3 separate regions of the Homo sapiens genome follow, and all the other regions are linked to region 3. Evidence: chromatin loops called from intact Hi-C (ENCODE). Cell type or tissue: K562. All regions are shown on one strand. Region 1 overlaps NRF1 (nuclear respiratory factor 1). Region 2 overlaps NRF1 (nuclear respiratory factor 1). Region 3 holds the start of LOC105375500 (a long non-coding RNA gene).

What was found. Hi-C counts contacts between places; a loop is a spot of excess contacts. Peaks named below come from ENCODE experiments on the same cell type or tissue, not always from the same donor. Only the 100,000 strongest peaks of a DNase experiment are listed, where the experiment ranks them.
Region 1: it touches region 3 in a loop (8-fold over the local background); 16 of 110 quality-filtered maps call a loop at or near these places.
Region 2: a loop joins it to region 3, with 4 times the contacts of the local background. A loop is called at or near these places in 15 of 110 quality-filtered maps.

Annotation. Positions count from the first base shown.
Region 1 is chr7:129,641,141-129,649,140 of GRCh38, reverse strand. All of the region lies in intron 1 of NRF1 (nuclear respiratory factor 1), which reads right to left. Among named protein-coding and RNA genes, the nearest start is that of NRF1, 33 kb to the right of the region's middle. In K562, a CTCF peak has its summit at 4,330 (motif pointing right); a DNase peak (open chromatin) is centred at 4,331.
Region 2 is chr7:129,631,322-129,639,321 of GRCh38, reverse strand. The region is part of intron 1 of NRF1 (nuclear respiratory factor 1); the gene reads right to left. Among named protein-coding and RNA genes, the nearest start is that of NRF1, 24 kb to the right of the region's middle. In K562, a CTCF peak has its summit at 3,586 (motif pointing right); a DNase peak (open chromatin) is centred at 3,591.
Region 3 is chr7:129,340,017-129,348,016 of GRCh38, reverse strand. The region is part of intron 1 of AHCYL2 (adenosylhomocysteinase like 2); the gene reads right to left. It overlaps LOC105375500 (a long non-coding RNA gene), which reads right to left and starts at 7,240. Exons shown (of 2, transcript XR_927962.3): 1 at 1-7,240. RefSeq lists an enhancer at 7,712-8,000. In K562, a CTCF peak has its summit at 4,740 (motif pointing left); a DNase peak (open chromatin) is centred at 4,756.

The DNA.
Region 1 (8,000 bases), 300 kb before region 3:
GCAGTAAAAATTAAAAACAATTCCACAGCTCAAGTCAGAGTGAAAATAGAATCAAAGTAAAATGTGGCTTAATTGTGAGTAAAAATGGAACATAAGAAAAGAAAAATCCATTTGACCTAGGATAATTCTCTTTCAAAGAGTGTATGAGTGATGATATCAGACATGGAAAGAAAAAAAATACCCTCCCACACCACTGGGCTCTACAGTTGAAAAAAAAAAAAAATGAAGCTATAGTTGTACATGTAGTTCCATCTCCAGACCCCGACTACAGACCAAAATACAGAAAATGAAATATAATACAAAACAGCAGGTAAAAGTTATGAACCATGACAATGAAAAAGCAAAGATAAGGCTGACAGAAATTTGGAGGCGGGAGAGGGACAGAAAGGTGGAAGAATGGCTAGGAGTATAGAGTATTAATATCCTATCCTTACATGGTGAGGGAGTCAGGAGACATTATTAGCAGGAGATGGAAACAGTATTACAATGTAACTATCAAAAGTACAAGGGAAAGGAAAAGTACTAAAAAAATAAGTACCTTATATTCCATAAAAGAAAGTCAAGCTGGGTGTGGTGGCTCACGCCTGTAATCTCAGCACTTTGGGAGGCTGAGAAGGGCGGATCACGAGGTCAGGAGGTAGAGACCATCCTGGCTAACACGGTGAAACCCCGTCTCTACTAAAAATACAAAAAGTTAGCCGGGCGTGGTGGCGGGCACCTGTAGTCCCAGCTACTCGGGAGGCAGAGGCAGGAGAATGGCGTGAACCCGGGAGGCGGAGCTTGCAGTGAGCCGAGATTGTGCCACTGCACTCCAGCCTGGGCGACAGAGCGAGACTCCTTCTCAAAAAAAAAAAAAAAAAAAAAAAGTCAATAATGCCCATTTGATAAATCAAGAAATAGTGGTATAGACATATTATTTAGAGTTATGGAGGCATTACTGTTTGATGATACTATAAACAAAACAGTTAAACTATAAACAAAAAACAGCTAATTGTCTCTGAAAAGTGGGACTCGGGATGGGGAAAGAGTGGCAAAAGACTATTGATTTTTATTGTAAGTCCTTCTATTTCATCTTTTATTATATGAATGTATTACTTTGACTTTTAACAAAATGAGCTTTAAAAACAAATAGCTATGATATAGTCTTCCAAACTGATCCTTTTGAAAATTAAAATTAAATGACATGTTAGAGCAAACTGTCACTAGATAAATAAAGCTCCCTTCTTACGTTAAGAACTGAGAACAGCACAGTTCAAGTTTAGAAGTGGCCTTGCCTTGAGGAAGACAAACTCCTAATTTGCGGCATCTAAAACTAACAAAATTGTATGACTAATCAAATATTTTTCATACCAATAGGTTAACTTTGTAAATATTCCTTAATACTAATAACACGATAATCCAGTTAACAATGATGCTTTTATATAATGCTTAAGAAAAATAAGCTTTGGGCTGGGCGTGGTGGCTCACGCCTGTAATCCCAGCACTTTGGGAGGCCAAGGCTGGGGGATCGCGAGGTCAGAAGTTTGAGACTAGCCTGACCAACATGGTGAAACCCTATCTCTACTAAAAATACAAAAATTAGCCAGGGGTGGTGGCTTTAATTCCAGCTATTCTGGAGGCTGAGACAGGAGAATCACTTAAACCTGGGAGTCGGAGGTTGCAGTGAGCAAAGATCGCACCACTGCACTCCAGCCTGGGCAACACAGCGAGACTCTGTCTCAAAAAAAAAAAAAAAAGCAAGAAAAGAAAAAAAAGCTTTACCACACAACTTCATAATGACTTAGGGATGAGTGGATGATTTTATGAAAATACTGTAAGCGCCAGGCATGGTGGCTCATGCCCGTAATCCCGAGAGGCCAGAGGCGGGCAGATCGCGAGGTCTGGAGTCAGCCGGGCCAACATGGTAAAACCCCGTCTCTACTAAAGATACAAAAAATTAGCCGGACATGGTGGCACATGACTGTAATCCCAGCTACTCTGGAGACTGAGGCAGGAGAATTGCTTGAACCCGGGAGGCGGAGGTTGCAGTGAGCCAAGATCGCGCCACTGCATTCTCCAGCCTGGGCGACAGGGTGCGACTCCATCTCGAAGAAAAAAAGAAAAGAAAATACTGTAAGCTCACTGAAGTCAGGGCTCGGGTCCATAAAGTCTCTATGAATAGATCTATCATAATGTGCTCTTTGATAAATGATTGTGGGTAATCAGCTGCACATTTTAATAACTAAAGCTACACCCAGGCAGTTACAGTTTCTGTAACTCTCCTACAAGGTTATGCTTGCTGTTTATCTCTCTCTCTCCGTCTCACTTCCAAGCCCTGTCTTCTATTCTTGTCAGAGTTGCACTATTCCTCGCTCTGGGGCTGAGCCTGCCAACCATGTTTTCCAGACTTTACTGCCAGTATCCTGTTAGGTTTTGCCTAGGGAGACTGGAAGGGGAGAGAAGAAGGGATTTCTTTGCTGTTTTCATTGTTATAATATCAGCATTGCTCCAGCAAGAGGAGTGTTGCACCTCCCAACTCCAGCTGTGCCTCTTCTCTCCTGGTGGTTGAGTACCAGCTGAATGGCATTCCACTAGGAGATCAGATTACCAGCTGCAGGAGGACCTCTCTGAGCTTCCAGGTTCTTCTCTTCTGTTCCCCCAAACCTAGGGGTGGTAGTGCTTCCTATCTGGATTACCCCAGTGTCTTTTGTGCTCTTTCATCTTGTAACACCTGTGTACCCAGTTCCCAGAATTAAATTATCTGAAATGCCACACATGGTTTTCTAGGCCCCGATTAATACTTAAAGAAGAAAATACATACTTGCATTCAAAATTACTCATACAGTGCTGGTAAGCAGCAATCCGGGATTCTCATACCCTCAATAAAGAAGTGATGTAAAAAATGAAGCCCATTTTTACAAGACTACAATTAGAGTTTCTGTTTTCAGACACTGATGAATCTCAAATTTAATGAATCATTAAAAAGATGCTAAGCTATAGAGTATAAAATGTCTCACAGGCCTGGCGCGGTGGCTCACGCCTGTAATCCTAACACCTTGGGAGGCAGGTGGATCAGCTGAGGTCAGAAGTTCAAGACCAGCCTGGCCAACATGATGAAACCCTGTCTCTACTAAAAATACAAAAATCAGCCGGGTGTGGTGGTACACGCCTGTAGTCCCAGCTGCTCGGGAGGCTGAGGCAGGAGAATCGCTTGAACCCGGGAGGCGGAGGCTGCAGTGAGTTGAGATGATGCCACTGCACTCCAGCCTGGGCAACAAAGTGAAACTGTATCTCAGAATACATAAATACATAAAAATAAAATGCTTCACACAGACAGAAATGGGACACTTAGAAGTGAGAAGGGAGCATAGACAGGAAAGTAGGTGATATCAACACAAACTTATGTTTGTGAGTCTATCTGACCTACTCTTTAAGTCTAACATTCCTGCAAACCTCAAAATCAACATCATAGTACTATACTGTCTCTTCATAGAAATAACACTGACAAACAGAAAATAATTTGTCATATTACTCGATGAATAGATCAGGTTTTTGGAAACCAAAGAAAATGTGGTAGCAATGGTACCTTTGACCTTTATCTACCATCCTAACTCCCTAGCGGACTGCGTAGACCTACTGAAAATCAGTGGTGGGTAATGGCTATCATTTCCAGCATGGGAAAGAGCGATTTAGAGTTACCATTCTTTTTTCTTATTATACAACTGGGCTCAGCATGTACAAGTGTCTGGAGAGTCTCCTCTCCATTCTACCTCATGCCTACTTAAACACATCCTCACTTCTCCGGCGGGGTGGTACAAACTCTGGAACCAGAATACTGTATTCCATTTCTTGCTCTGCCACTTACTAGCAACTTGGAGAAGTTTCATTTGACTTTTTCTGTCTTAGTTGTAACATCTGTCAAATGAAGGAAAATAACAGAATCTACTTCATAGAATTACTGGGGACAAAATGAATTACTATTTGAAAAAGGGCTTAAGGGGACATGGTATATAGTGAGTGCTATATAAGTGTAACTTATTCTTATTCCATGTACAAAGATGAGGACAGCAAAGAAATGTTGAAGGGACAGTTACATGATTTTTTTTTTTTTTTTTACACTGGGTGAAATAATGTTTACAGATCACATTAGGAATTTTGACCATACAAATACCTCTATCATAGAGTTCTTAATCGTTTTTGAATCATAAACTTTCTTGGGGATGGGTGAAAGCTACAGAGCTCCTCCCTAGAAAAATGCTACACATACAGAATTCTCCAAAATATTCCAATCTTCTTCTATTCAAATTATAAATAGACTATGTATTACTAGAACACTAGAGGGTGCCACAAGCAAAGGAAAAAATGTAAAGACAGCATGGGGAATTTTGGCTTGCCGGAACATCTTTCCATAGAGAAGAGTTAAGTCAATGTACTTCATCAAATGCTTAAAATATGTCAACTCTCTTATAGGTTCTGGATTAGCACTGTCTGGTAGAACTTTCTGCAATGATGGAAATATTCTAAATGTGTGCTGTCCAAAACTGTAGCTGGACATGTGGACTACTGACCACATGAGATCATAAGGAATTAAATGTTTAATTTTAATTAATATTAAATGGCCATATGTGGCTTGTGGCTACTATATTGAACAGTGCAGTTCTACATTCTAAAAAGTTTTGACTTGCTTCTTATCACAGGCCATTATCTATCAGTGTGAAGGTAATTTCTAATAGAGTGGGTTCATACAATTATTCAGGCCATTTGTCCCTTGTGATAATTCAGCACTATAGAGACAGAAATAAAGATTGTCAGCGTTTTGTCCTTGCCCTACAGACGTTCACAGTCAAAAGTACGCTGTCTTTTTACTCATTATAGATGACCCTACCTACCTAATTTCCTATGTTTCTTTACTGAAACATCTCTCTAAGCCCCTGGGTTATAAGAGCTTAAAAAATAAATAAGTGTATACTGAAAGACTGAATTAATACAGTTAAGTAAGTAGGCTTTCGCCATTTAAAAAACAAATCCTATTCTAGTGATATTTGCTAAGGGTTAAGGGAGCACAGAGAAGACAAAACTGCAAGGACATGGGGCAGGCATCCTGAAGGAAATGACAGAGTCTACAGTCAGAAGCTCGTCAGGCTCCAGAATGAAAAAAAGGGCACTGCAGGCAGCAGCAACGGCTTGTGAAAGCACATGGCATAGCAAGGGGACATCAATGAACGCGCAGACAGCAGATTCAGGGGGAGTCTGGGGACCAAAGGAACACAGCTCCCAACTGCCTCCACACCAGATTCTTTCTTTACACTGCCATTTAGTCTACTAAAAATAAAGCTAATGCTGACCCACCTGTCAAAATGAAAGCAGTCTATCCACACTGTATAACATCTTGTAGCTTACAACCCTGTGTCTGGCACACTGCCTGAATGAAGTAGGTGCCTAGTGAAGGTTGGTGACAACAATAAAAAAGCATTAGAGAGTGCATTCTCAAATATGTAGACGCTTACCAGAAGCTACACATATCAATAAAAAGCAGGTGAGTTGTTAAAGCTATCCCTGGTTTAGAAAGATGGTGAATAGGAAGTTTGGTCTACCCAAGCATTTGCAACTGGGTCAGAATGCAGCTGGCATGGCTCTTTTTGCAGAATAATTGTTTGTCCACAGCTGCTCCCAAATTACCAAAAATCAAATAAGTAGTTGCCATGTGTGATAGCAGGATTAGAGGCTGCCTCAATTTCCATTATGGAAAAATAACGTAAATTGCCACAAGTCCCGCCCCCCAGTCTCAAATAAGCACAAAGGACACTTTTATTCAGATCCTGCATACTGTGAAACAGCATTGTTGCCTGGCTGCTTCAGTGGCGGGCTCAATTCTGCTGGATCTGTCACTACACAACCAACAGCCAGTTAAAGCTATTTCCTAGCTTCTGCAGGACAGCTCAATTCATGATTTTTCTTCTGAAATAACTGAACTAAGGATTTGTTTCTGGATAAAATTATGAAAGTATTTAAGTGCCAATACCACAGACCTAGGAATCTCTGCTATTCAATCATTCTCTCCTTCATTCAACAAATATTTACTGAATTCTTATCAGGTACTCCTACATTATTGTAGCATGTGTATTCCAAGAAAACCTATGACTGGCAATTCTAATTTTGTATCTCTAAGTTTAAAAAGTGTATTCTCAGCCTGGGTGAAATGGTGAAACCCCATCTCTACTAAAAATACAAAAACCAGCTGCGTGTGGTAGTGCATGCCTGTAGTCCCAGCTACTTGGGAGGCTAAGGTGGGAGGATGGAGTGAGCCCAGGAGGCAGAAGTTGCAGTGACTTGAGATTGCACCACTGTACTCCAGCCTGGAAAACAATGGGACCCTATCTCATTTAAAAAAAAAAAAAAAAAAATTTTTTAAAGAATGTATTCTTTTAGAAGTGACTTGTGTTCTTTGGGGGTAACTGAGAAAATATAGGGGAATTAAAAATAAACACAAATCACTGTAACCTGAGATAGCTACATTACCAAGTTAACTATTTTATGTATATGCTTCCAGCATTTCCCCTGCTAGTTTCTTATACAGTTGGTTTTGTTTCATTGTTTTTAAACAAAAATGAGCCTATATTGTATATACTGTATTACAAATATTTTTTCACTTAATATAGATTAAAATATTCCATGTTATTAACATTTTTGTATCTTTTTTAAATGTCTACAGAGCATTCCCTGTAAGAACATACAGTAGTTTAGTTTACCAATCCTCTGAAGTCATTTAGGTTATTTCCAATTTCTCACTATTATAAATAGCACTGTTAATGATAACTAGTATTCAATAAATATCTCTTGAATAATGAGTAAATAAATGGTTTAATAAGCTGAGTCTTGGCTGGGCGCGGTGGCTCACGTCTGTAATCACAGCACTTTGGGAGGCTGAGGCGGGCATATAACTTGAGGTCAGGAGTTCAAGACCAGCCTGGCCAACTGGGTGAAACCCTGTCTCTACTAAAAAAAAATACAAAAAATTAGCTGGGCATGGTGGCGAGTGCCTGTAATCCCAGCTACTAGGGAGGCTGAGGCAGGAGAATTGCTGGAACCTGGGAGGCGGAGGTTGCAGTGAGCCGAGGTTGTGCCACTGCACTCCAGCCTAGGCAACAGAATGAGGCTCTGTCTCAAAAAATAAAATAAGCTAGGCTGGGTGCGGTGGCTCACACCTGTAATCTCAGCACTTTGGGAGGCTGAGGCGGGTGGATCACAAGGTCAGGAGATCGAGACCATCCTGGCTAACATGGTGAAACTCCATCTCTACTAAAAATACAAAAAATTAGCTGGGCGTGGTGGCACGCACCTGTAGTCCCAACTACTCGGGAGGCTGAGGCAGTAGAATCGCTTGAACCCGGGATGTGGAAGTTGCAGAGAGCCGAGATCACACCACTGCACTCCAGCCTGGGTGACAAAGCGAGATTCCATTTCAAAAAAATAAATAAATAAAAATAAAATAAGCTGAGTCTTTAAGCACATACCAAATTATTTCCTTAGCTTTTAAAAGACATAAACATTTTGAGTAATCGTACACTTATGATTCTGCATATGTTCACAGCAGGCAGAGAAAGCGAATGCAATAAAAACAGCAATCTAAATATAAAGGAAAGCACACAATACTTGGTGGTGAATGGAAGACAGAATAAAAATATTAACCTTTTATAACCTAGACAATATGCAAGTTGAGTACAGGTATCAGAAGGTAGAATATAAAAAGAGGGACGTGAAGGGGGTATTTACAATCCCATTTTCCAAAATGGCAAGTTAAGAGGCCCTACAGGAAGTTGATGGATCAAAAAATTAAAGTTTATCATTTAAAATTATAAAGATAATTAATAAATGACTTTCAAAGTAATATAAATATCAAATAATGACAGGGGTAAAAAAGTGAGTTAAATTCTCATTTTTCACATCAAAAACTTCACAGGTATCATCTAAAGTTGATAAATCAAGGAACAGAAGTCTAAACACATTATTAAGGCTTATGG
Region 2 (8,000 bases), 290 kb before region 3:
CAAGATCAAATAACCAAAATCCCCATAAATTGTCAGGAGTTTGAGAGCAGCCTGGCCAAAATAGTGAAACCCCATCTCTACTAAAAACACAATAATTAGCCAGGCATGGTGGCGCACGCCTATAATCCCAGCTACTCGGGAGGCTGAGAAGGGAGGATCAGTAAAGCCATGGAGGTCGAGGCTGCAGTAAGCAGAGACTGTGTCACTGCACTGCAGCCTGGGGGACAGAGTGAGAACCTGTCCCAAAAAAAATTCCCATATTTACTTTGTGAGTTAATTCATTGAGATAAACTGTATCTTGAATTACTTAGAAAATTAAAGATGCCATATAATCAAAATTAGAGGCACAGTAGTAAGAAGGAAAAAAAATCAAATTAGAATCCTACACAAGGATGTTAAAGTAAAAAAGCATATTATATTTCAAGACTAAAGCAAAATTTAGAAAGTAATTGAACATAAAATTAAAATGCCTTTACCTAAAACTAGGCATAACATCTCCATTTTAGAATTTAAGTCTATAAAAGATATCACTAAACTCACAGAAGGAGGGGAGAAATGCTACCTAAGTTCCTAAAGAAATCAAAACTACCTAAATAACATTTACACTATATTTCCTGTTTAAAAAAACCAATCACCAAAATTTTTCCATGACTACTACCAATGTTGCCATTTACAAGAAGTATAGGCTAGAGAAGAGAATAATTATCCCATAAGAATAAAAAATATTTTTCTCAATACCACTTTCTCAGTGTAATCTTTGATAAAATTCTCAAAAACAGAAGGGGAAAAGAGGCCATCAAATGTAATTTACCATACCCACATTTATCAGCAGCTACTCGGTCCTGGCCACAATGGATGTCCTGCAGCTGGCTGTCAAACCACCAAAAGCTGCTCATCATCCACCTTCCTAGTCTCTTAGAACTAAGCTCACTTGGGTCAAAACAAGTCAACCGTCTTTCTCGCCAGCAGTAATATGCTGGAATAAAGTGTCAAGTATAATTCTGGCTGCCAAGATTTTGTTCTGAAGAACAGACTTGTAACTATGAAAGGGGACATTAAATTAGAGCTATTGTCTGAAAGAAAAGGGCAATCTGTATCTGTAGCTTGACTGGGATAACACAGGTCTTGATCTGTAGTCAAACCAGAGGAAAAGGAAGCAACCAGAAAAAAACACCACATATCACAACCCCCAAAAAGAGTGAACTATTGAAAAAAAAAAAACTGTGCCAGTAGCAATGTACAAAAAAAACTAGAGTCTACTTTAGAATAGACTCCATGTGCTGTGCAACAAGGAATATTAACTCTTGGTACAGAGAAATATCACAGAAGCCTTAAAGCAGAGGTGTCCAATCTTCTGGCTTCCCCAGGCCACGTTGGAAGAATTGTCTTGGGCCACACATAAAATACACTAACACTAACGATAGCTGATGAGCTTAGAAAAAAAAAAACAAAAAATAAAATCACAAAAAAATCTCATAATGTTTTAAGAAAGTTTATGAATTTGTGTTGGGCTACATTCAAAGGCATCCTGGGCCGCATGCAGCTTGTGGGCTGCGGGTTGGATAAGCTTGTCTTAAAGGATGAAATAGATTTATGTGTATTGACACACAAAAAAATCCATAAAATGATGGAAATTGAAAACAACAGGTTATAAAATCTGCTAGAATGAGTGTGGTCTCATTTTTTTAAGTGTAAATAAATATGGTTGTGGACAAACAAAATAATTTCAAAAGATATACTAAAACTATTAAGAATACTTTTTATCTATGCAAAATAGAATTATGGATTATAAAAACTTTATTTCTGCTTTATAGATTTATTTCTCCCTTCAAAATAATAAGACTGTGATTACTTTTATAACCATTGTTATGTCCAGGTTTGAGAAAGAAAAGACAAACAGCATAAGCTCTTCTTCTTTTTACCAAATGAAATACCAGAGGCCTCCAAACTCATGAAATCAGGGACACATACAGACTTTCCAAGCTGCCCAGTGTCCTCTGGGAGCCATTTTCTTCCTTGCTTTTTTGCAGGGGTTTCCAATGAATCTTCTTCTTCTTTTTTTTTTTTTTCAGCAGAGCCTTTTCTTTAAGCAGAATCCTGTACAGAACCTCAAAATGTAAGGTAACAGTGGAATTTCTTCTATTGAAGGGTATGGGAATGCAGAGAGTTAAAGCCATTCATCCTCCTCACCACTCAGAACTCCAGAGCACAAGTGGAAACATGGTGATTAATCCAAGTATTTCACTGTACAGTTGGGAAACTGAGGACCAAGGATTACTCTCCTGTTAAGCCCTGTCTTATTGACTGGTCTGTGGGTCATTTTACTTACTAGGCATTATAGACACAGTAACTGGGGCCTGCAAGCTTTTCAAATACATACTGAAAGTTTAAGAGAAACTGAAAACACACAAATTGGCTCCAATAACTGTCAAAAAGACAAAGAAACATAATGGTTCTTGAAGTTCAATATGATTCAAGCACTCCAAACACCCTGGCAGCTTTGCAAATGAATACGTTTTTCTATTGTCTAAGGTTTATGTTTAGCCATACGTATCTATCGAAGCAACACAAACTAGAATCAGCTATTGAGAAAAGACAAGTGGAAGAAAAGCAGCAGCAGAGGGATAGTTTTCGAAACTGAAAAGAGACAGAAAAGATACATTGATCAAATTCCCCAAACACCCCAATGGCTTAGTGAGCATAATCTAACAAGATAAATGTTCACAGGCATAAACATATCATTCTAAACTTTGTTCTAAAAAAACCCATTGAAAAGCCAGGTGCAGTGGCTGACGCCTGTAATCCCAGCACTTTGGGAGGCCAAGGTAGGCAGATCACCTGAGGTCAGCAGTTTGAGGTCAGGAGTTTGAGACCAGCCTGGCCAACATGGTGAGACCCCATCTCTACTAAAAATACAAAAATTAGTCGGGTGTGGGGCACACACCTGTAATCCCAGCTATTTGAGAGGCTGAGACACAAGAATCGCTTGAACCCAGGAGATGGAGGTTGCAGTGAGCCGAGATCACACCACTGTACTCCAGCCTGGGCAACACAGTGAGACTCTGTTTTGAAAAAAAAGGAAAAAAACCCACAATCCATTGAACAAAAACAGGATGATGGAGACTTGTGTCATCATCACAGAGAAAGTAAAAAGATTCAGAAACACTGGCTCACAGTAAATTTAGTCTGGAAAAAAAAGTATCACATGACAAGCAACATATGCACAATGTGAACAAAGACCACTCCTGTACTTAGCCCTGGGCACTCCACTTTTAAAGATACGAGAAAAAGCCCGTTACATTTCACTGGGACTATGAAAATGCTTAATTAATGAATAGTTAGAAAAATAAGAGGTGTTTAAATCTAAAGAAGGACTTTAGGAATCTCTCTCATAAAATATTAAAAGACCATTATGAGGAAGAGGAATTAGATTAAGTCTGTGACCCTAATAAAAAAAAAAGGTAGGAAATTATGGCAAAATTCTGGTCAACAGATCATTTTTCTAACGGGGTGTATAGACAGAGTGGCTGGAAGCAGTGAGTTCTCCCATCACTAGATGTCCTCTTGCAAAACCTAGACAACCACTTGGGGGCACTGGAGACGTGGGCCTTGCATGCATCCTGACTTAAACGAGCAGGCAGAAAGAAAGGTAACAAAAAAAGATTCCACCCCAGGAGAGTCTGAACCCTGCGGTCCAAAAGTGTTTATTAGGAAGACTGTCTTAGGTCATTTGGATACATACCCCAGATAAGATTGGATACAGTCCTTGCCCTTCTCCTGGGAGAACAGAATCTATTGATATTCTGCTGCAGCTGGGGGTATGTACAAATGCACATACAAACAGAATTATACAAACAGTATGAAGCTAGCCTTAAGCAAAGGCTCGGTCCTCTTTAAAGAACTGTAACACTCCCAAAGGTGGTGTGCTTAAAAAACAAACAAACAAACAAAAACTGTAACAGTAGAAGCTGAAAAGCTCTCCCAGAGAAAGGTAGGAAAAAAACCAAAACTCTTCTGCTATCATAGTCTTAAAACATTTTATACAGTTGCCCTATAATTAACAAATTACAAAGGAAAGCAAGTTTTATTAACGTATTGTTTCCCTTTTCCCATCTCTGAAGATTATATTCTATATAGTCAAATTAATGCTCCAACAATACCTTACTTAATGCTACAATCTCAACCATCCCCAACCGCCTAGAGACCCTGAGAAAGGACTTGGACTTGTTTTATTTTGCCTTTTAAATTTATACACTATTCCAACAAATGCAGTCCTCTGATTTCTGAGGACAAAGCAGAACTGGTAAAGCAAGATAAAGAGAGTAAAAACACATGGAAAAGGAAAAAAATAGATAAAGAAAAGAGAAAGCAAACAAGAACAAGCGAAGTACAACCAGCTGGTATTATTTATGTAGGGACAACCAGCCCCACAGACCTCAATTACTTGTAATCCTATCACAGGGCAAGCAGTCCATCAATATACCTGAGTAAGGTGTTTTTGAAAAACACACGAGCAACCTGAAAATATATACATCAGCCACTTTGGAAGCCTGTTTGGCAATTTCTTACAAAACTAAACATAGTCTTACCATAGGATCCAACAACTGCACTCCTTGGTATTTACTCAAATATGCTGAAACTTATGTCCACACAAAAACCAGCACACAAATAAATATTCACAGCAGTTTTATTCACAATTGCTAAAACTTGAACACAACCAAGATGTTACTCAGTATGTGAATGATAAACAACTTGTGGTACATCCATACAGTGAAATATTATTCAGCATTAAAAAGAAATGAGTTATCAAGCCATGAAAAGTTATCAAGCCATTAAATACATATTGCTTAGTGACAGAAGCCAATCTGAAAAGGCTACATTTGTATGATTCCAACCATAGGACATTTTTGGAAAAGGCAAAACTATGGAGACAGTAAAAAAAAATAGTTGTCAGGGGTTAGAGAAAGGAGGGAAGACAGGAGCACCAGGAGACTTCTGGATTAGTGAAACCATTCTGAATGATTATATATTTGTCAAAATCCACAGACTGCACAAACACACAGAATGAACTTGAATGTAAACTATGGACTTCTGTTAATATTGGTTCATCAACTGTAACAAATCTACCACACAACAGCAAGATATTAATAAAGGAAATGGGTAGGAGAGAATATGGTAACTCTCCATACTCTCCACTCAATTTTTCTGTAAAGCTAAAACTGCTCTAAAAAATAAAGTGTGTGTGTGTGTGTGTGTGTGTATATATATATATATATATCTTTTTTTTTTTTTAAATACAGATGTAAAAAAACAATATTCCCTTAAAAAATCACGGTCAAAGTGGGGTACAGGGATTTTCAGGCATGGTCAGGAGCTCCACCAATCTAAATCACCACAGCCTGCCGTTATATAATGCTGAATACTTTCACAGATTTATAGTTTATATATTATAAATTTGTTACACATATAGTTTATATATATTTATTCTTAAAGTACAGTTTTATATATATATACACATACACACACACACACATCACTTATAGTTAATAAGTATGGTTATCTAGTGCTGAATACATCTGAACATAAAGGGTGAGCAGTGGTGGGAAAAGACTGAGAAGTCAGGAGGGTTGGTCAGCTGCATCCACTGAAGATTCCATGTTGCTGGTGGAAGTCTCCCCCTCCTGCCACTGGTGAGAAAAATGGCTCAGACTGTTGCTTCTTCACTTTAAAAAGTTTGGTGGAGCTCTTGTTTGCCAACAGTAGCCTATGGTGGCACTTGTCTTAAATTGTGTATCATGCTTTTCCTGCTCCCTCCCTGCAGTGGCATAGCATGTTAATAAAGATCTAACTAAAAAGTGCACAAGGGTTCAAAGGCACCTAGAACAAAAGAAGTCACAACACAGTTCAGTAATCAGTGCTTTCCACAGTGACATCAAGTTGCCAAGAAAAGATAAAATTATAAGCACACCACAGTATTCTGGCTTAATGAGCACAGAAATACTTGTAGGCTTTTTATTTTCCTTTTTCCCATAAAAAATGGTTAAAACCAAAACAGTATTTAACGTTTAAAAAGATAAGCATCACCTATCTGGAAAATTTGTTTACTAGAAAAATCTCATATAAATTTAAAAGCATGTTCAGTAATACAGCCTCTTTCCAGATGCCACTTCTATGGTGTTTGCATATTAAGAAATAGACTATCAATATCTGGTATAGGTAGTAAATTTACCAAGTATGTCTGATATATAATGCTCATTCATTTTCTTTCCCCCTTTTCAACTAAGAATCAATTAAAATGGGATTACAGGCTTTATGTAGCTGTTTTGCAATTTTATGTAATCCTTAAAACTGGGTCCCTTTTATATTAAAGGGTACCAAAAAATACATACATAAGTGGGAAGACAAGAAGCAAAGGAAAAAACCAAAATATTGACTGTAGTATCTCTGGATAGCTGGGCTACAAATTTTTATCATCTTCATACTTCCCTTTATTTTTAAAATTCCCTACAAAAAACATGTATTACTTTCACACTCCATTATATCAAATATCTACAGCATTTAAAGTGAGTAAACTATAACTACATGTACCAATAAAGTTTAACCTCTTATACAAAGCTTAAAAACATATAAAACAATATTACACTTTTTAGTTTTCCCTGCAATCCAAACATTGTTTTTTTTTTCAGTGGATACATATATATATACAGAAAAAGTTTGTAAAAATGCAGGGAGAGAATAAATATCAAATTGAGAATAATGGTCACAGCTGGGAAGGGAGAGGACTAGGATGGGGAAGGGGTGCCCAATAAGCTTCAACAATAACTGTGATTTTTATTACTTTAGGTAGTAGGTATATGGAATTTATTATATTGTTCTATATCCTTTTTTATGCCTAAAGTATTTCAAAAATTGTTTAAAGTGGCAACTACTGTAGTCATACTAAAAACAGTAGGACTTAACCCTAATCTCTTCAAACTACTTAAATGGGGTTATAGTACTGAGTAAATCAGAGATAAATGTATCTATTATAATAAGAAAATTCTTTTAAGAGACAGGGTCTCCCTTTGTCATCCAGGCTGGAGTGCAGTGGCATGATCACACCTCACTGTAGCCTCAAACTCCTAGGCTCAAGCAATCCTTCAGCCTCAACCTCCCAAGCAGCTGGGACTACGTGCACATTACCCACGCTCAGCTAATTTTTAAAATTTTTTTAGAGATGCAGTCTTATTATGTTGCCCAGTCTGGTCTCGAACTACTGGCCTCAAGCAGTCCTCCTGACTTAGCCTCCCAAGTAGCTGGGATTACAGACACAAGCCACTAAGCCTGGCATATAATGAGAAAATTTTTTGAGAAATTTAAAGCAGTTCTGAAGGTCAGCAGTCATGCATATTTATAAGCAAACAGCAATCTGAAATCCGTGTTCCAAAAAATACCTGTAGCAAACATTCCAATCTATGCCTTACACAAAGAACACAAATTTAAATCTGTCCAGTAAACTTAAATATATACATTATTTTGAATATGCCTTTTTTTACACACTTATAACTCTAAAAGAAGATTTTTTACTTTGGTCAGTTTTAAACAGTCTTTTAAGAATGTCATAAAAATAGAATTAATTTCTGACTGGTATTTCCCAGGTTGGTGATTTCAAATCAGATGGTTTCAGTTTATCATCTTATAATATGCTATGATAAAACCAGGCTGAGGAAGTCCAAGGAAACACTGAATAGGCTTCTCCCTGAAAATCAAGTTCCTGGCCAGCCTCCATGGCTCACACCTATAATCCCAACACTTTAGGAGGCCAAGGTGGGAGAACTGATTGAGCTAGGAATTTAAGACCAGCCTGGGCAATATAGCGAGACCTCGTTTCTAGAAAAAATTTAAAACCAGCCTTGGCAACATAGGGAGACCCCATCTCTACAAAAAAATTAAAAAGAAGGAAGGCATGGTGGCGCACGCTTGTGATCCCAGCTATTCAGGAGGCTCAGGTGGAAGGACTG
Region 3 (8,000 bases):
ATTTTGTATACGTGGGTATAACTGAAGATCCTTCTCCCATATTTTCAGAAATTGTTTTGGAATCCACAGGGGAAGGAGGTCCTGGTACCCAAAGTAGATTGGTACTGTAATATCTATCTGAAAAGCTTTCAAGTATGAAATGCCACTTGGGTGTAAAGTAAACAAGGTAAGGGATACAACTGAAAGGAGATTCAAATATTCCTTAGAATAGTGAAATAAACGCCTTTTAATTGTGGGGGTTGCATGTTTTCCCTCGTCATTTCTACCCCTGGCAATATAAACATCCAGACATTTGTATCTGTACATTCATTAAGCTATAATTCAGTCTTTCCAAGGACTGTAATTGTTCACTATCACTGTAAAGAAAAAAACCAAAAAAACAAAAAACAGAGGTGAGGAAGGGAAGCAAAACTTTCCCATTAAGCAGCAGTAAGCTAAGCCACAAGTGAACACATAAATACCTATACAGCTGAGGGTGATTCTGAATTTAGACCAGTAGTCCTTAGTTATTTGACCTGTCTCCATGCAGTTTCATATCACAGCTGTTCTGTTTTTAAAAATAGACGTTTAAAGAGCAGTTTTAGGTTCACAGCAAAATTGAGGAGAAAGAGAGTTCCCATATACCCTCTGCCCGTCAAAGACATAGTTTCCCCCACTGTCAACAACCTGCACCAGAGTGGTACATCTGTTACAGTTAATCAATAAGCCTACACTGACGCATCTTTATCACCCAAAGTCCACAGTTTACATTTGGGTTCCCTCTTGGTGTTATACATTCTATGAGTTTAGACAAATGTATAATGATGTGTACCCATCATTGTAGCATTATACAGGATGATTTCACGGCCCTAAAAATCTGTGCTTTGCCTATTTATCCTTCCCTTCTCCCAGCCCCTGGCAACCACTGATCGTTTCACTGTCTCCATATTTTTCCTCTACCAGAAGGTCACATATTTGGAATCATACAGTATGTAGCCTTTTCAGGTTGGCTTACTTCACTTAGTAATATGCATTTCAGCTTCTATCATATGTTTTCACAGCTTGATCACTAATTTCTTTTTAGCACTGAATAATATTCCATTGTCTGGATGTACCACAGTTTATTTACCCACTCACCTACTGAAGAACATCTTTAAAATTGCTTCCAAATTTCGGCAATTATAAATAAAGCTGCTATAAACACCTGTGAGCAGGTTTTTGTGTGGATATAAGTTTTCAATTCCTTTAGGTAAATACCAAGGAATGGAATTGCTGGATTGTATGGTAAGAATATGTTTAGTTTTCTAGGAAACTACCAAACTGTCTTTAAGTAGCTGTATAATATTGCATACCCACCAACGAATCAGTTCCTTTTGCTCCACATCCTCATTAGGTGTTGATAACTTGGTGTTATCAGTGTTCTGAATTTTGGCATTTTAATAGATGAGTAGTGGTATTTCAAATGATTTTAATTTGCACTTCCCTAATGACATATGATGTTGAGCATCTTTTTAGATGCTTATTTGACATCTATATATCTTCTTTGGTGAGTTTTCTATCCATGTCTTTTGCCCACTTTTTAATCAGGTTGTTTGTGTCCTTATTATTAAGAGCTCTTTTCATAGTTTGGATAACAGTCCTTTATCATATAGGTCTTATGCAAATATTTTCTCTCCGTCTGTGGTTTGTCTTCTCATTCTTTTGATACCACTGTTTTTAACAGTTGAAAAAACTGAGGCTCTGAGAAGTTTAACTACTCAAGGCACATAGTAGGAAACAGCAAAGACAGGACTTTAACTCTGCTCTTACCATCATTCCATGTTGTATTTCCTAGGATTTATTTGAAAAAGGAGACACAATACTGAAGGAAAAGGAACAAAACCAAATACCAACCACCACCACAACCACTCTGGTTGTAGAAAAAGGAAATTACACACCCTTACCTTCTCTTATCCCACAAATCCTCTCTGATAATCTTTTCTGTTACCATGTTTCAGTTATCATCTATATGCTGATAACTGCTAAATCTCTACTTAGACAGCCCAGATCTCTCAGATCTATATACTTAATTGCTCATTGGACATCTCCACTTATACATCCCACAGGTTCCTCAAACACAGCCTGTCCAAAACTGAACTCATCATCTTACCCCCCCAAACCTGCTCTTCCTCCTCTAGGATTACCTATGTCAATAATTGAGCCTCTATTTCGGAAACCTGGAAGTCACTCTGAGATCACTTCATCCTATCCTACCACTTCATTTGCAGAAATGGCCCCAGTATATAATTCTGTGTTCTCCAGCCAATGATCCTATCATTGTCTTCCTATTCATGAACTCTTTCCCAGTTTCATTTTCCTTCTTTTCTAGCCTAGATTTCCTGTCCATCTTGATAATGTGACTCTAGAAACACCTTCACTCAGTCATCAACGGTCTAGACTAAAGCAAGCCAACCACAACAACACCTTCACTCTCTTCATTATTTTTGCCAGGCAAAACCTAAATTCTGATGACATATACTAATTAATTCCATGTTTGGGCCCAAGCAGTTACATGTTGCAAGAGAAAAACCATGTGTGACTAAGCTGACAGGTTTCATATTAAAATCACCTTCCTAAACATCTAATGAGCATCGATAGTTCTTCAGTCATCTTACAAAGTTTCTTTAGTAGGCACATACTCCCCTATCCTCTCCCAAAAAGAATACTGTATGTTTGTCCCCTCAACTTCTTCACCTTCAGGTGGCAGACTTACTTTATATATAAAAAAGAAAATAAATGTAAGAAAACAGAAAAATGTCTGATGTAAACTCTCTCCCTTTCCAATCACCAGGCAAACCTCATATGCACAGCTTCCTTCTTACCCTCTCCCACTGAAGGCAGAATTTTTCTTTTCTTTTTTCTGTGGCCCAGGCTGGAGTGCAGTGGCATGATCTCGGCTCACTGTAACCTCTGCCTCCTGGGTTCAAGTGATTTTCCTGCCTCAACCTCCCGAGTAGCTGGGATTACAGGCACCTGTCACCATGCCTGGCTAATTTTCGTATTTTTAGTAGAGATGGGGTTTCACCATGTTAGCCAGGATAGTCTCGAACTCCTGACCTCAGGTGATCCACCCGCCTCGGCCTCCCAAAGTGCTGGGATTACAGGTGTGAGCCACCATGCCCAGCTGAAGGAAGGATTTCTATTTGAGCTACAGTCTGTTCCCTGTCAAGTTAGTAAGAACTCTTTTTTTTCCTCCCCGCTTCCTGCCCCTTTTAAGGACTCTTTCCGCATGACCTGGTAGCTTATTTAGCTCTCCCACCACTCACTCCTTTGTTCACTATACTCCATCAACAGTCTTCTTTTCCAACTTAGGGCCTTTATACATACTGCCACCTGCTTTGTTTCCTTCATAACACTTATAATTTTTGGTTACTTCAGTTTATTTTCTCTTTTGTTGCTGACTCATCTCACTACTATCACAACCCGAGGCAACCACTGATCTGTTCTGTTACTATAGATAGATTTGCCTTTTATGGAACGTCATACAAATCATATGGAATCATAAAATACTCTTTTATATCTAGCTTCTTTCATTTAATGTTTTTGAGATTCATCCATACTGTTATATGAGTAGTTCATTCTTTTTTACTGCTGAATAGCACATTACATGGGTGTACCATACTTTATTTATCCATTCATTTATTGATGGACATGTGGTGTTGTTTCCACTTTGGGGCCATTATGAATCAAACTGTCATGGACACTTGTGTATAGGTCTTCATGTGAACAATGGGCTTCATTTTCTTGGGTAAATGCATAGGTAAGGGTGAAATTGCTGGGTCACCTGGTAAGAATATATTAAATTTATAATAAACTGTTTCACACCAGCAATGCATGATCATTACAACTGTCCCACACCCTCATCAGTAGTAGCTATTGTCACTCTTTTTAATTTTAGCCATTCTAGCAGGTGTGCAGTATCTCACTGTGGTTTTAATTTGCACTTCTCTCGTGGTGTTGAGTATCTTATATGCTTATTAGCATTCATATAGTATGTACTGTGCTATGTCTGTTCAAATCATTCCTCCATTTAAGAAACTAGATTATCTTATTACTGAGTTTTAGATTCCTTTATATGAATTCTAAATACCAGTCATTTTTCTGTATATGTATTGTGAATATTTTCTCCCAGTCTGTGCTTGCCTTTTTATTTACTTACCTGTGTCTTTTGAATAGAAGTTTCTAATTTTGGAGAACTCTATCAAAACATTTTCTTTTAGAGTATTTTTTGTGTGCAAAGAAAGTTTTGCCTACCCCAAGGTCATGAAGATTTTCTCCTTTGTTTTTTTCTATAGTCTATGATCCATTTTGAGTTAACTTCTATACTTGGAATGAGATCAGAAACAAAGTTCACTTTGCCCCCAAACAGTATTTAGTTGTTCCAGCACCATTTGTTGGAAAGAAAAATTTTTCCCCACAGAATTATCTTGGCTTCTTTTTCAAAATCCAGTTCATTCTATAGGTAGAGGTCTATTTCTGGAACTTCCCATTGCTCTAAGCTCCCCCTCTCCCTTTCTTCTTAAGTATTAAGCACAAAATAGTCTTCGAAGTCATAATTGATAGCAGGGAAGGTGCCTTAATTGTCCATATATCGCTAACAAAGTGACATCAGCATGACAATTTAATTCCTATTATAATGCAGGACAAATAAGAAAACATATGAAAATTAATGCTAAGTTCATCATAAACAGACCACTAAAAACAAACAATATCCTAGTGCCCTCTAGTGGGAGGAAACTGTACGGATATGCCAAGCAAGAAAGATGAGCTTTTAATAAACACTACTCACAGGAATATTGAATACCAAGAAATGTGACTAATATTTCCATGCCTTCTCCTCATGCTTTTTAAGACAAAAAATTTTAAATAAAAAAGGAAAATGTTTTGCTATTTTAAGCAACTTTAATCCAATGTGAATGCAATGAAATAGAAAATTGGATAGACAAACAAAACAGGTATTTGGAATTTATATCCCCATAGTATACTTCCCTATATAAAGGAAATGGGGCCAGAGGCCAAAGGAAAAGAGAAAAGATTTCACATAATTAAAAGATGTAAATGAAATTGTTTCAAGATACATAGTATAAATACATTATCAAGATATGTATGTTAATATATACTTGTAACACATAACGTGTAATATTATATACATATATGCCAAATTTTTCTAGAATGAAGCACAAGATGATGTCAACAATGACTGCCTGTGGTGAACAGAGGTGAGTAGGGAGAAAGGAAAGATTTACATATCCCTTATTTTAAACATGTAAAATAAATGCTCTTACTTTAAAATAAGGTCTACCACTTTGAAACAGTCTAATGGTAATTTTATATGCTTATACATGAACTCCCAAAATAGGTGGCAAGTGAATAATACTGCGTTTAGAACAGTGTGTTTCAACAGTTGATTATAATTAACCCTTGTTAAGTCCCTCAAGGTACAAAGCTACATAGCCGCATTCTCTAACACACAGAAGGGAGATTACTACAAGTTCCCTCATCTTTTAATTGGAAGTTCTTGGTATATTCACCTACCTTTTGCTTCTTTATTCCTATTTTAAAGGAAAGGGTCTCTCTCTTCATTATTGTCTCCTTCAAACTACCTCCCTACCCATATATTTTTAAAATCTATTATTCTGGTCACTTAGGATCAAAACTGAGTCATGACTCTTACTCTCCTTCCACAAATGTTCTTTGTTTCTTCTGGATATTACCTTTGAGTTAATGGGGAGGAGGAGTCTAAGAAGACTTGGGTTTCTGGTGCTCTCCTACCAGCTGATAGGGTGAATGATGATACCAACAAGTAACAGGAATACTTCAACACTGGTGTCCCTTCCCAACTCCACCCCTGTACTTTTGCATATAATTTCCTCAGTTTAAAATGCCTGCTCTGTCTCCTTCTTATTAAACTCTTTCTATTTACTTTCTGTTCTCCTTCCCTTCTCTTAATGCCAAAGTACATGCTGGTTCCCACATAAAGCTTTACCTTTATAACCCTGGAGATAAACCATTCTTCTGAGTGGTTTAATGGTTGTAATTACTGCCTGTACCACTTAACAGACTTGTAGTCCATGCTCCTTTACACTGATATTCTTCTCTTTAAGCACTTGCTATTTTTTCCCAAGTGTTGGTAAATTCTCAAGATCGTGGACAGATTACACAGTTTGTTTTATTTCTACTATCTTGCCACAAATAGGTTTCATATGATAACCATGAGTGTGTTATTCCCACCCTCGAAATTCACAGGCATTCGACAAGAAAGCTTTGGGGACAATAGTCACTTTTACTGCTATCAATGACTTACACATACTCAGTCCTCCATTCCATCTTCATCTGCCTCCCACCTCCATCACCACCCTGCCAGCCACTGCCGCCGCCAGATCTCTTCATTCCTATACTTTCCCTTTCTTTCTCTGGTAAGTGGTACCAAAGAATTATATGCTATGCTTTTAGTTAATTCTAACGAAGGGGTTCAGAGTATGCTACCCTGGCATAAGAACTATTTCACACTGAAGGCAGTTGAGAAAAAGCAGACACAGAAGTTCTCAGCCTCCCTCCCCACATCCACCTTTCCTCTACCCTTGTGAAAGTGTCCCCCAACCACTTCCCTTACCAGGAAGGAGATAAAAAGCCTCATCACTGGAGAAAGGATGGCACTGAGAGTCAACACAAACAAACCTTGCTAACTAGCCTTTATCTACCTAGTTTCTCCATATATTTGTGTTCCCACACTTGCTACCCCTAGAAGCTCAATGTCCTTTTCCTTTGTCTTGTCACTTCTCTAAAAAATTTCTATTCTTTGCTAAGATGCTATGTAACCCCAAGTTCTAACTACCTCTTTGAGTTACTCATCACTGAGCTCTCCTTATGTATGTGCCATGCATAAACTTTGAAGAAAAGAAAAGAAAAACTTTGTTTTTCTCTTGTTAATTTGTCTTTTGTCAGTATAATTTGCAGCCCCAGCCAACTTTTGATCAAACCAGCATAACCTTGATTCCAAAACCAGACAAGGGCAGTACAACAAAGGAAAATTATATACTGATTTCAATCATGGACACAGATATATATACAAAATATGAGCTCATGAACAAAATAGCAAACTAACACAGCAATGTAAAAAAAGCATGATCATATAAGCTTATCCAAAGTATTCAAGAGTGATTAAACATTTAAAATACTACTTTGTAGAATTACCACCATAATGGATTAAAGGAGAAAATATCATATGATCTCAATAGATATAGAAAAAGCATTTGATAAAATTCAACAATTCATAATTTTTAAAAAACTCAAATGGGTAAAAGCAGTTCTTAGAAATTAAAAATAATGGAATTTAAAATTTCAACAGAAGAATTGGAAGAGGAAGTTAAAAACAATTTTATAAACAGTAGATAAAACGACAAAGGGGAGAAATTTTTTTTTTTTTTTTTTGAGACGGAGTCTCGCTCTGTCTCCCAGGCTGGAGTGCAGTGGCGCGATCTCGGCTCACTGCAAGTTCCGCCTCCCGAGTTCACGCCATTCTCCTGCCTCAGCCTCCGGAGTAGCTGGGACTATAGGCAACTGCCACCACGCCCGGCTAATTTTTTTGTATTTTTAGTAGAGACGGGGTTTCACCGTGTTAGCCAGGATGGTCTCGATGTCCTGACCTCGTGATCCGCCCGTCTTGGCCTCCCAAAGAGCTGGGATTACAGGCGTGAGCCACCGCGCCCGGCCTGAAAAACTATTTTTTTTAAACTGGCAGATCAGGACAGAAAGTCATAAAGAACAGAGGAAAAGGGGCCAGGCGCGGTGGCTCATGCCTGTAATCCCAGCAGTTTGGGAGGCCAAGGCGGGCGGATCACAAGGTCAGGAGATCGAGACCATCCTGGCTAACACGGTGAAACCCTGCCTCTACTAAAAAAAAATACAAAAAATAAGCCAAGCGTGGCGGAGTGCGCCTGTAGTCCCAGCTGCTAGGGAGGCTGAGGCAGAAGAATGGCGTG